2 separate regions of the Homo sapiens genome follow, and region 1 is linked to region 2. The links are chromatin loops, found by intact Hi-C in ENCODE. Cell type or tissue: B cell. All regions are shown on one strand. Each heading gives the region's core, and the rest is flanking DNA. Links, peaks and the distances in the headings are about the cores only. Region 1 overlaps YLPM1 (YLP motif containing 1). Region 2 overlaps AREL1 (apoptosis resistant E3 ubiquitin protein ligase 1).

The links. Peaks named below come from ENCODE experiments on the same cell type or tissue, not always from the same donor. Only the 100,000 strongest peaks of a DNase experiment are listed, where the experiment ranks them.
Region 1: a loop joins it to region 2, with 2.9 times the contacts of the local background. A loop is called at or near these places in 4 of 110 quality-filtered maps.

The regions. Positions count from the first base shown.
Region 1 is chr14:74,790,224-74,795,606 of GRCh38, forward strand. The region is part of intron 4 of YLPM1 (YLP motif containing 1); the gene reads left to right. Among named protein-coding and RNA genes, the nearest start is that of YLPM1, 30 kb to the left of the region's middle. In B cell, for the core only: no CTCF peak of the experiment used is centred there; a DNase peak (open chromatin) is centred at 2,618; H3K4me3 peaks cover 1,885 bases; H3K27ac peaks cover 2,371 bases.
Region 2 is chr14:74,681,981-74,687,363 of GRCh38, forward strand. It overlaps AREL1 (apoptosis resistant E3 ubiquitin protein ligase 1), which reads right to left. Exons shown (of 20, transcript NM_001039479.2): 3 at 3,620-3,680; 4 at 2,474-2,700; 5 at 1,316-1,553. The coding sequence starts at 3,635. Among named protein-coding and RNA genes, the nearest start is that of AREL1, 28 kb to the right of the region's middle. In B cell, for the core only: no CTCF peak of the experiment used is centred there; a DNase peak (open chromatin) is centred at 2,651; H3K27ac peaks cover 506 bases.

The DNA of each region.
Region 1 (5,383 bases), core at 315-5,314, 110 kb after region 2:
ATTAGTAAGGGACTGTGAGTGCTATAGGTTTTCTTTATATTTCCATTTGTTATGGTTGTTCTTGTTTATAGTGATAACTTATCTTTGGGAATTTTAATTTTAGGACCTTGGTTATACATATTTAGAAAACAGGTGCTATTTCACGTGAAAAGAAAACAGGAAGGAATTTAATTCCAAAATTTGGTATCTTGTAATTCCCATGGTTTGTTAATTTTAATATGTTTCTGCAAATAGTATAATACATAAAATACCTTCTTTAAAAGTATTTGTATAACTGCATCATACCTCTTAGGTTTTTACATTTTGGAGTTTTATATCAAATTTTGAAATTTTTATAATTCTAAGGTATTTATACCTAGTTTTAGGGGTTTTTTAAGAGATTTATAACACACTTAACTATACAAATAAACACTTTCTAAATACTTAAAACCAGATATTTGCTTATTTTTCTTTTTATCTTACCAAGGTACAATGCATGCGTTTTTATGTGATTGTATTTAGTGAATTTATGTAATGTTTCTACTATATTTTAAATACATGTTTTTATATGTCAAAAGGGTCATAGTATTTCATTATATTTAAAGGTGGCTTATTTTCATACAGATTTTTAATATGAGTATCTCTTGATATATTTGTTACAAAGCCTTAAAAGGTCTCTAGTTTTATAAATGAAAACGGTTTTGAGTCTGTCATTTTGTAACATCTTTGAACTTTGAAAATTTGAAAGTCCAGTAATAGACAGGTGCAGTGGCTCATGCCTGTAATCCTAGCGCTGTGGGAGGCTGAGGCAGGTGGATTACTTGAGCTCAGGAATTTGAGACCAGCCTGGGCAACTTGGTGAATCCGCATCTCTACCAAAAATACAAAAATTATCCGAGCCTGGTGACATAAAAAATTAGCCAGGCATGGTGGCAGGCACCTGTGGTCCCAGCTACTCGGGGGACTGAGGTGGGAGGATCACTGGAACCCAGGAAGTCTAGGCTGCAGTGAGCTAGGATCATGCCACTTCATTCCAGCCTGGGTGACAGAGTGAGACCCTGTCTCAGAAAAGGACAAAAAAAAATCAAATAGTGATAAATATTTGCCATTTATATGTAGTGTTGAAAGTGTATTTCAAATGGTTTCAACAATTTCTGGCCCCCAGAATGAAAATAAAATGATGGGCCTTGGCTGTTGATCAGCAATTTGGTCTGAAAACAAAGCACCCTACCCTTTCAACCCTTCTGCCATGTCCTCTTATCTGCACACCTTTTAATGCCTCCTACTTCCTTTGTCCTTTCTTCTGGCTTTTACACATGCTCTTTTCTTTGTCTGGAATTCCCTTCTTGCCATTCTTTGCTTTATTTATTCCTATTTTTCCTGCCCTGGGGCAGCACTTCAGTAATTACAGATTGGGATTATTTAATGAAATCAGACATTGGGAATACTTTGGTTAGCAAGACAAACATGTTCCATATTTATCAAATTCTGTTCTAATTGTTGAGTTAATTGTCTCACTCTTCCTGTGGACAGTGAACTCCTTGAGGTTAGGCATGACTCTCTTTTTAGCACCAGCTCATTACCTGACAATCAGTATGTGTTCAGTGAAAGTTGCTTCTTCCAAAATGTCAGTCATGGATAAAATTCTCAAGGCATTCACAATTTTGTTAGGAAGGGACTTTGCTCATATTTAGAATTTGATTAGAATACTAGATAACATGTTAATAAGGTCTCTCATGGACTCTTGTACATTGTGGAAGATAGTCTTCTTTTATCACTTATGTGAACAAATAATTGCTACATTTAATACATAGCAAATGATTTTATACAACTTTAATGATCTGATATATTATTGAGGCACTTTAAATTAATAAGTGTAATTCCGAGAAAGGAACCACACCTTCACAAGCCCTAAAGCGGCATACTTTTTTTTCCTTCTGTAAATATATACTCTCCATCCTTAGCATTGTGATGTATATACTTTGACAAGTTTCTGGTCACCTTCTTTCGCCTTTGCCCATTATAGCTCTGCCAAGCCTTCACTACTTCGCATAGACCATCTACTCTAGTGCTGCTTTCTCAATCTTAGCAAACATTTTTATTTTGCATTATATTTATAATTTAGCTTCCTGCCTTACAGGAAATCAAGTTTACCTATCAAGCCCAGTAAAACATCTCACTTCTAACCCTTAGCTTTACTTAGCATGCTCATAATCTTGTAGTCTCAGGAGAAGCGGCCCTTCTGATGAGAGCTAATCCTCTCTCTGTGCCCTTTAAAGAGATACAGTTTACATTTTTATCAAAGTGATTCATATGCATGGTTTAAAAAAATTGGGCCAAATGGCCACCCACTGCTCCATGCCCTCCAAATGTTTTTGCCAATGGCATCCTCTTTCAATTATTTAGCTGTTTCTTTTGGTCGCCATCTTCATAGCACTAAATAATTATGTTGCCCTTTTCACTACTTAAACACTTACACATTTTAGATATTACATATTTATTTAACTGTCCTGAAAAATAAAGTTTTCGTTCTTCCTCAACACTCTGCCATATGGGTGTTAACTACAGCATTCCCCTTGCTGACCCTCCGGAATGTGATTTGCTGTTTATCGAATCTCATGGCTTCCTGTTACCATTCAGTACCTCCATTTCCTGGAGTGCATGCTCAAGTAACTTGCTAAGGAAGTGTGGGTGAGGGGTAAATTTTCTGAGTCGTCCTGTATCTGACAATGTCTTTATTCTAATCTCACACTTACTTGCTAATTTGGATATAAAATATGATGTTGAAGATAATTATTCCTCAAGGTTTTAGGATCATTGTTCTATTTTGTTCTATCACATTGTGTAGGTGTTATACTGTTCTGATTCTTTTCCTGTTTTGGTGACCTCCTCTCTCCCAAACTTAAAAAATCTCTGGTATTCTGAAATTTCAGTGTTTTTTGTTTGCTTATTTAGTTTTATTATTAATTGTACTGAGTAGTCAGTATGCTGGCCCCTTTCTGTCTAGAGATTGGAATCTCTTAACTTTGGGACATTTCTTTGTGCTATTTCTTCATTCATTTTTTTTCTCTCGTTTTCTGTTTCTGGAACTCTTCATTAGTAGGATTTTGGATCTGTTGGATTGATTATCTTTGTGCCTTTTATCTTACATTTTGTTGTACTTCCTGAGATACTTTAACTTCTAGTCCTTTATTGCATCTTTTATTTTGAGAATTGGAAATTTTTTTTTCTGTGGTTCTTCTGGCGTTGATCTTTTTTATAAATAGCACATTGTTCTTGATTTATAGATGCAGTCTCTTTAAGAATCTCTCTGAGGATAACAATTTGAGTTGAAAGTTCTTTTCTGCTTTTTGCATTCTGTTTTCTCCAAATTCAGATCCTATTTATTTATCTTTAGTTTTTCTTTCATTTTGGACGTGTTCCTCAAATATCTAGCAATCCTTGGCTGTGCATTTATGTTTAAGCATGGAAGACACTGACAAACTGATTGGGAGCTCTGTGTATATGAGAGGGGCTTGTTACCTGTCAGGTTTCTGCTTTATGTGAATAGGGTAAGGAACTGTTACTACTGCTAGGGGACTCTCAAATTCAAGGATTTAAGAGACATTCAGCCTAAGGAAAGGCTGGTTGATGGTTCCGAATATAGATTTACGTATTTTTAGCCCCAAGTTTTACTCCTTTCCTTCCCTAGCACCCCCTAGTGTCTGAGAATCCTGACCTTCTCTGAGGTTCTCTGGGCAAGCCAGCCTTCTTTTGATTTTATCCCTTTCTGCCATCAGTACTCTAAACTGGTTTCTTCCTGCTCTGTAAGTTACCACTCATATTTGTTCTTTGTCTTTCAGAATGTACAAACAAGATTTTCATCTTCTGATTACCTCCTCTCTCTGTTTATTATGGGTTTGTGTATTTTTGAGTTCCTTGCAATGGGTTTGTAAAAGGTCAACTTGGCTGAGCTAAACTCCATTTCCCAAAATTCCCTTTCTCTCTCTTTTTTTTTTGAGACAAAGTCTCACTTTGTCACCCAGGCTGGAGTGCAGTGGCACCACCTCAGGCTCACTGCATTCTCCACCTCTTGGGTTCAAGTGATTCTCCTACCTCTGCCTTCCGAGTAGCTGGGATTATAGGCACACGCCACCATGCCCAGCTTAAGTTTTCTATTAGTAGAGACAGGGTTTCACCATGTTGGCCAGGCTGGTCTCTAACTCCTGACCTCAAGTGATCCACTCGCCTCCGCGTCCCAAAGTGCTGGGATTACAGGCGTGAGCCACCGTGCCTGGCAGTCTTTCCCATATGTTTCTGATTAGGTTGGGTCACAGGGAGATTTTCACACCTAACATGAGACATTTATTGCTGGACAACCAAAAACATTCTCTTTCCCCAGAAAAGCACACAAAGTCTTTTTTTTTTGTCTTTAAGATAATATTAGTTCATCCTTCTCCACCTGATTCACACTCCCTCTTTCATGTTCTGTAACTTAAATACTGAAATATAAGGTTAACTCTTATTAACACATGTTAGATAATAAGGAAGAAAACTAATGAACCAAAAAATATTTGGTTAATACACACACACACACACACACACATATTTAAACACAAATATATCAAATTAAGGAAGAAATATTTGTAACTATTGTAGTCCATATTTCTGCAATGGTCATGTGGTCATAGCTGGTATATATGTTCTTCCACTACTCATTCCATATTCCCTTTGCTCTAAGTAAGTACTTCAGCCAGTTCGGATTCCTTGCCTCATGGGGTGACCCAGGCTTTCATTCTTGAAAGATATGGGCTATTAGCAGTTCTTTCTGAATTACTTCTGCTGTTTGCAGTTCTACAAAACCCTTTGCAATTTTCCGTGGACTTGAATCTCAGGACATGGGAAATACTAAGAGATGTCCTAGAGGATCTCTTGCATTTCAGACACACTTCACTTCACCTGTATTGTGCAATAGTCACTCAAATTCCTCTTGAAAGTTAGGGTCAGTTATCCCCAGTGAATACAGTAACCCTCTCCATTGCCTCTTGATTTGGAACTTCAGAGTAAAGTTGGGGTCTCAACTTCAGGTTAGTGGAATCATTTGTTGTGTCCCCTAGTGGATGTGTTCGTCTCTTTGAAACTAGACTTTTAGAACAACAAAGCCTAAAGTCACAGGGATAGGAAATAAATATTTTGCCAACACTGAATTTATTAGTCTTCATTGATTTCCCAAAGAAATGAAAGAAAAAGCCTCCTAGCACTCATTAAAAGTCATGAAAGGCATCACTGTCTACTACTCAGTCACCTAAGCCAGAAACCTTGGAATCATCTTAAATTCTTCCCTTACAACTATCATTTTATTTCTACTGGTGACAAAATCCTATCAATTCTACCTTATTTTACATCTCTCACTTTTATCCCCTCC
Region 2 (5,383 bases), core at 112-5,111:
ATTTCTTACAAATGCATATGAATATACAATTATCAAAAAATAAAAAGTTTAATTTTTTTAAAAAGGCTGGTACATGTAAGGGTATGAGCTGTTCTCCACTGGTGGCAAAGAGGTGGGTGATGATAATTCATATGAAAAGGAGTATCTGAGTGAGGCACTTAAGCAAAGGAGAGGATACATGGAAAGAGAGACGGCTTGAGAGCCACTTTGTCCAGAGCCTTACTCTGCTATCAGAGAAAGAAAATTAAGGACTAGTCAAGCAAAGATACACAAATCTTAAGGCCCCACTCAGTACGGTTTCACTTCAAAAGTTACCCAGGGACCCCAGGTCCTATTATTTCTGTGGATACCACAGCCCTTAGCCCTTAAGAACTAACCAAACTAATGACTCAGCAATTTTACTCCCAGAGTAATAAAAACATGTCAACACAAAAACTTGTACACAAATGTTCACAGTAGTGTTGCTTACAGTACCCAAAAGTAGAAACAATTCGACCACCAACTGATGAAAGGATAAATAAAATACGGCATGTACATAAAATAGAATATTATTTGTCAATAAAAAGAAATGAAGTACAGATTCACGCTACAGCATGACTGAATCTGGTTTAGATATTTGTACCCTCCAAATCGCATGTTGAAATGTGATTCCCAGTGTTGGAGGTGGGGCCTGGTGGGAGGTGATGGGGTCATAGGGGAGGATCCCTCATGAATGGCTTGGTCCCCTCCTCATGGTAATGAATAAGCTCTTGTTCTGAGTTCATGCAAGATCTGTTTGTTTAGAAAAGCCCAGCACCTCCTCCCTCTCTCTCTCTCTTGCTCCCTCTCTCACCATTAGGCACTCCTGCTCCCGCTTCGCCTTCCACCATGAGTGGAAGCTTCGCGAGGCCTCACCAGAAGCAGATGCTGGTGCTATGCTTTTTGTACAACTTGCAGAACCATGAGCCAAATAAACCTCTTTTCTTTATAAATTACCCAGTCTCAGGTATTTCTTTACAGCAAGACAAAAGCAGCCAAACACAGCAGGCAAATCCACAGAGGCAGCAGATGAGTGGCTGCCTAGGTCTGGGGGATTTGGGGGAAAAGTGACTACTAACATGTATGGGGTTTCTTTTTGAGGTGATGAAAATGCTCTAAAATCGACTGTGATGATGGCTGCATTTAAAGAACCATTAAACTGTATACTTTAAAAGGATGAATTTTATGGCATGGGAATTAAATCTCAATAAAGGTATTATTTTTAAAAAGGAAAGACAGGATGGAAAGAGAGAGAGGGAAGGAGACAAAGGGAAAAAGAAAGGAAAAAAGAACCTACCAGGTTGAAAAATTTTGTAGTAGGGACTATATGCCACATTTAATCCACCAAGCTTCACTGTGATTTCATAACGCCCAGCCTTGCGCACAGTGAAGGCCACTTTTACTACGTTGGAATTGGGCTCCTGAAGGACTTCCTGGGTCACTGGAATTTCCACTGCTAGCTCGACATGAGAGATGTGAACTCTTAGTCCCACAGGCCGATGTGCAGGGAAAGGCTGCCCGTTCTTATAGAATAACTGCCATGGGGAGAAGAAGGACACCTGTTAGCAAGCAGAGGAAAAAAACATTTCCTGTGTAGAGTGAGTGGGGAGAGAGGAAGTAGCTGGCAGAGACCACACCAGTAAATCCCAGTACCTACCCTGTTCCTCACAGTCCTGCTCACAAAAACACAGAGAGAAACAAATCCCCTCAATACTCTAAAGAAAACCATTAAGTCATGAGCAAATTCTTAACTTGTTCAGAGGACAAGGGTAGAATTTACCACTAAATCAAGAAAATGTCCATTTTAACTTGCCACTTCTGAACCACCAATGCTGCCTCCTTGGTCTTACCAGCCCTTTATATTATCAATGCTAACCCAAATTTAAAGGTAAGTTAGCCGGCAGCACTGGCAATGAGTGAACTAAAGCGTTACCAGACAAAGGTAGGAGGGGTTCAGACTCTCAAGCCAAGCTTAATGCTACAGTGGAGAAGTCAATGCAGGAGTTGGGAAATTTTTTCTGTAAAGTGCCAGAGAGTAAATATTTTGGCTTTGTGGACCGTACACAACTACTCAACTGTCATAACTACTCAGGTGTGAAAACAGCCATAGTCAATACATGATGAATGGGTGTGGCTGTGTTCCAAGACAAATGTATTTAAAGAAACAGAAGGTGGGCCTGATTTGCTAACCCCTATCTATAATACTTACTCTTTTCTGTAATATTTTTCTTATTTTGAAAAGGTAACATTAAGCTTTATACTTCTTCAAAGCTAAGGACCTATTAAATCAAAATGACAGAGAAATTTGTGACTCTTCAGATAGTAGCAATTCACTAGTTCCTGGAGGGAGTTGAAAAACAAGAGAAAATGTTAACATTCCAGGCCAGCACCTGGGCTCTGGAAAGCAAGTTACTCAGAAACCCCAATGGGTATGGAGACAGAAACATTCCCTTACATGCACTCGGAAGGCCATGCTGTGGCCCACCTCATAGGGGTCCTTCCAATCCCAGGAGACTTTGCAAGACCGGGGATCCAGGTAATTTCCCCGCACGTAGTCATAAATAGTCCGGTCCCCTCGGCGCTCGCGGTCCTCATTCTGGAGGAAGCTGACTACACGTGCGGCAAGCTCAAAGAGGAACTTAATTGTGAAGAAGAATGCAACCACAGACACTGTGATTCCACCTATGCAAAAGAGAGAACACACAAACCGCCTGCCAGTTACACATTACAGCTTTTCATTATGCAACAGGCCAGCCATTTCTCAAAAATTAAAGGAGGTCAGGATGAGACTGTAAGACTGCCAAAGAAACACTGCACTGGGCACTACCTCTGTAGATAAGAAAGGAACTTCTACACCAGGGGTCAGTAACTACAGTCCTCAGGCCAAAGCCCACCCACTGCCTATTTTGGTAAATAAAGTTCCATTGGGATACAGCCACACCCATCATTTATAAATTGTCTATGGCTACTTTTGCACTACACTGGCAGAGTTGAGTCATTGAAATGAGCCTTCGGAACCAAAAATATTTACTCTCTGGCCTTTTATAGAAAAAGTTTGCAAACTCTTGCTCTATATGAGCTGCATATAATGTCCGCCCTGCTCCCTACCTTCCTGCACTTGCTGGGCACCCCACAGAAGCAGTCAAAAGGATGTGCCTTTGGTTCCCACCATTTCCTTCTTAAAGAATGCATTATTTGGGAGCCCTCCCCTCCCTTGTGTACTTGGCAAAAGTCTTCTCCAATCCCCACCAGAGTTAGCAGTTCCCTTTTCTGGGCTCCTTCAAACTCCTACACATTCATCTGGTATAACTTTTCTCCTCCTTGACCGTTCCCCTTTATGTTATGAATGCCTACTCCTTGAAGGCAGATTTTTGTCTTATTCAACTTTAGACTCCACAGTAAACAGTGTCTGGCATTGACTATAATTGCTCAATAAACCCAAATGAATGAATTCCAATGCCAACTCTGTGAAGGTACATTCTGGCACGACTAGAAATATTTTCAGCTCCATTTTCAAAGGGAAAAGAATAGGCAGAAAGGCAAAAAGGACCCAAGCAACCTTTACAAAAATATAATAGAGAGAGCTCTTTCCATAACGTACCAATAACGTAAAACATCAGGTCCCGTCAATGCCAACAGACAGCCGAGGATCACAGCTGCAGCTGTTAAAAGAAAACTTGTTTAGTTTTTGTCTCCAACTCTGCCTCATAGCTATCTCAGAGTAAGACAAAGAAGAGTGTATGGCGTGAGCCAAACAACTCTCTCTAGTCCAGAGCCTTACTATTCCTATCCTCTTTCTAGCTTGACAGGTGCCGTATAATATATTTCAGAGAAACAAAGAGACTGCATCATTCCCCTTAAAGACTTCCAATCTACTGACCACTCTAGGAATACCACAAACAGCCACTTGCTTTATTGCTAATTTCAAAATGCAGTAACATGGCTTTCATCTTCTTAGATCCATAGTTCCCAAGACAGTTTCCCTCCCTCATGCAAAGTGGTGCTAATTAACACATGCAAAGAGGGTAATGGAGTCACTTTCCCCTTATGTTTGCCTTTTGGGAGTAATTCAGCTAAGTAGAAATAGCTATATAAAATGTAGATTTTTTTTTTTTAAAGCAAGTATCATTATCATCATGTTGGCATTATGTAATTAAAATGAACTCTGGGTCATCCCAATAATAAGCAGTGGGTCTGAAAGTGAAGTCATTTATGCTGTTACCAATCAGACAAACTAATGGGCCCTCTGGAAGATGAGCTCAGCAGAAAGACCAAGGAGAGGAACAAAAGGAGACTGTACTTCTCATCCTCAGTCATGCCTGTCAAGGTAGGAGTCTGAGGGAAGACTTTCACTGTTGTTAAACTTGTTTCCAGAATAAGACTTCAATCTTAATTACTCATTTGATCATGTGAACCAATAAAAGTACTGCCAAGGAAAAATGCAATGTATGCTAACGTTCATATCTTATCACTGAGTCTGACCTTAGCACAGGCTGTATATGCTATTTTACAATGCATGAATGCACTCTTTCTTTTCAAGTCAGCGTACACTAAGGCTGTCAATGTTATCTTGACCCAACACCTTTTATCAGCACTAGAATATTACGTAGAGACAAGACAGCTAAAAATTTCTAGGCTCAGATCTGGGAGGGACCAAAACAACTTTTTTTCAGGGTGTGTTTTTACATCTGATTGTGCTTGCTTAGTTCCTCTGATAACAATATACCCAGTGGAACCCACAGAGAGTAGGTAATTTGAGGAATGACCGTCAAAAGTTTCATACAAATCCTACTTAGAGTGATTATCTAAAGTCCTACTAGAAAAGAAATCCACACTGGGAACATTAGAATTGTCACGTGGATGAAGGTGCTCCCAAAAGGGTCTATTACAGACAATATAAAGAGCCAAAATTTGGGATCACAACTACTGAACCTCCTTCCCAAACAAGTATCTCATCTCTTGGGACCCTATGCTGAATTAGCTGGGGACCCAACAGCTATCATCTCAAAAATCTGCTACGATCTCTCAAAAAGCATCTGTCTGCATCTTACAGGATGCACTAGATGACTTGGTGGGACCAAAACTGGCAGTTTAACTGCCTTAGGTACTTCCTCAGCGGGATGCCATTCGATCTGACCCTAGATGTGAAATTTCTGGTCCTCAGGGAAGTTACAGCACTCAGCAAAGAAATGAAGTATATGTGGCTGGTGTTACAGATTTGTGGTCTTCTTAGAGGAATAAAAGCAGTGCCAAATGTATGGCTTGAGTCATGAGGGCTAGAAAAATTCCCACCTACTATCTCTGACAACTACAACAACCCTTCTGTGAGAGACAGCTGACATGCAGTAATTGAAAAGCCTGGAGA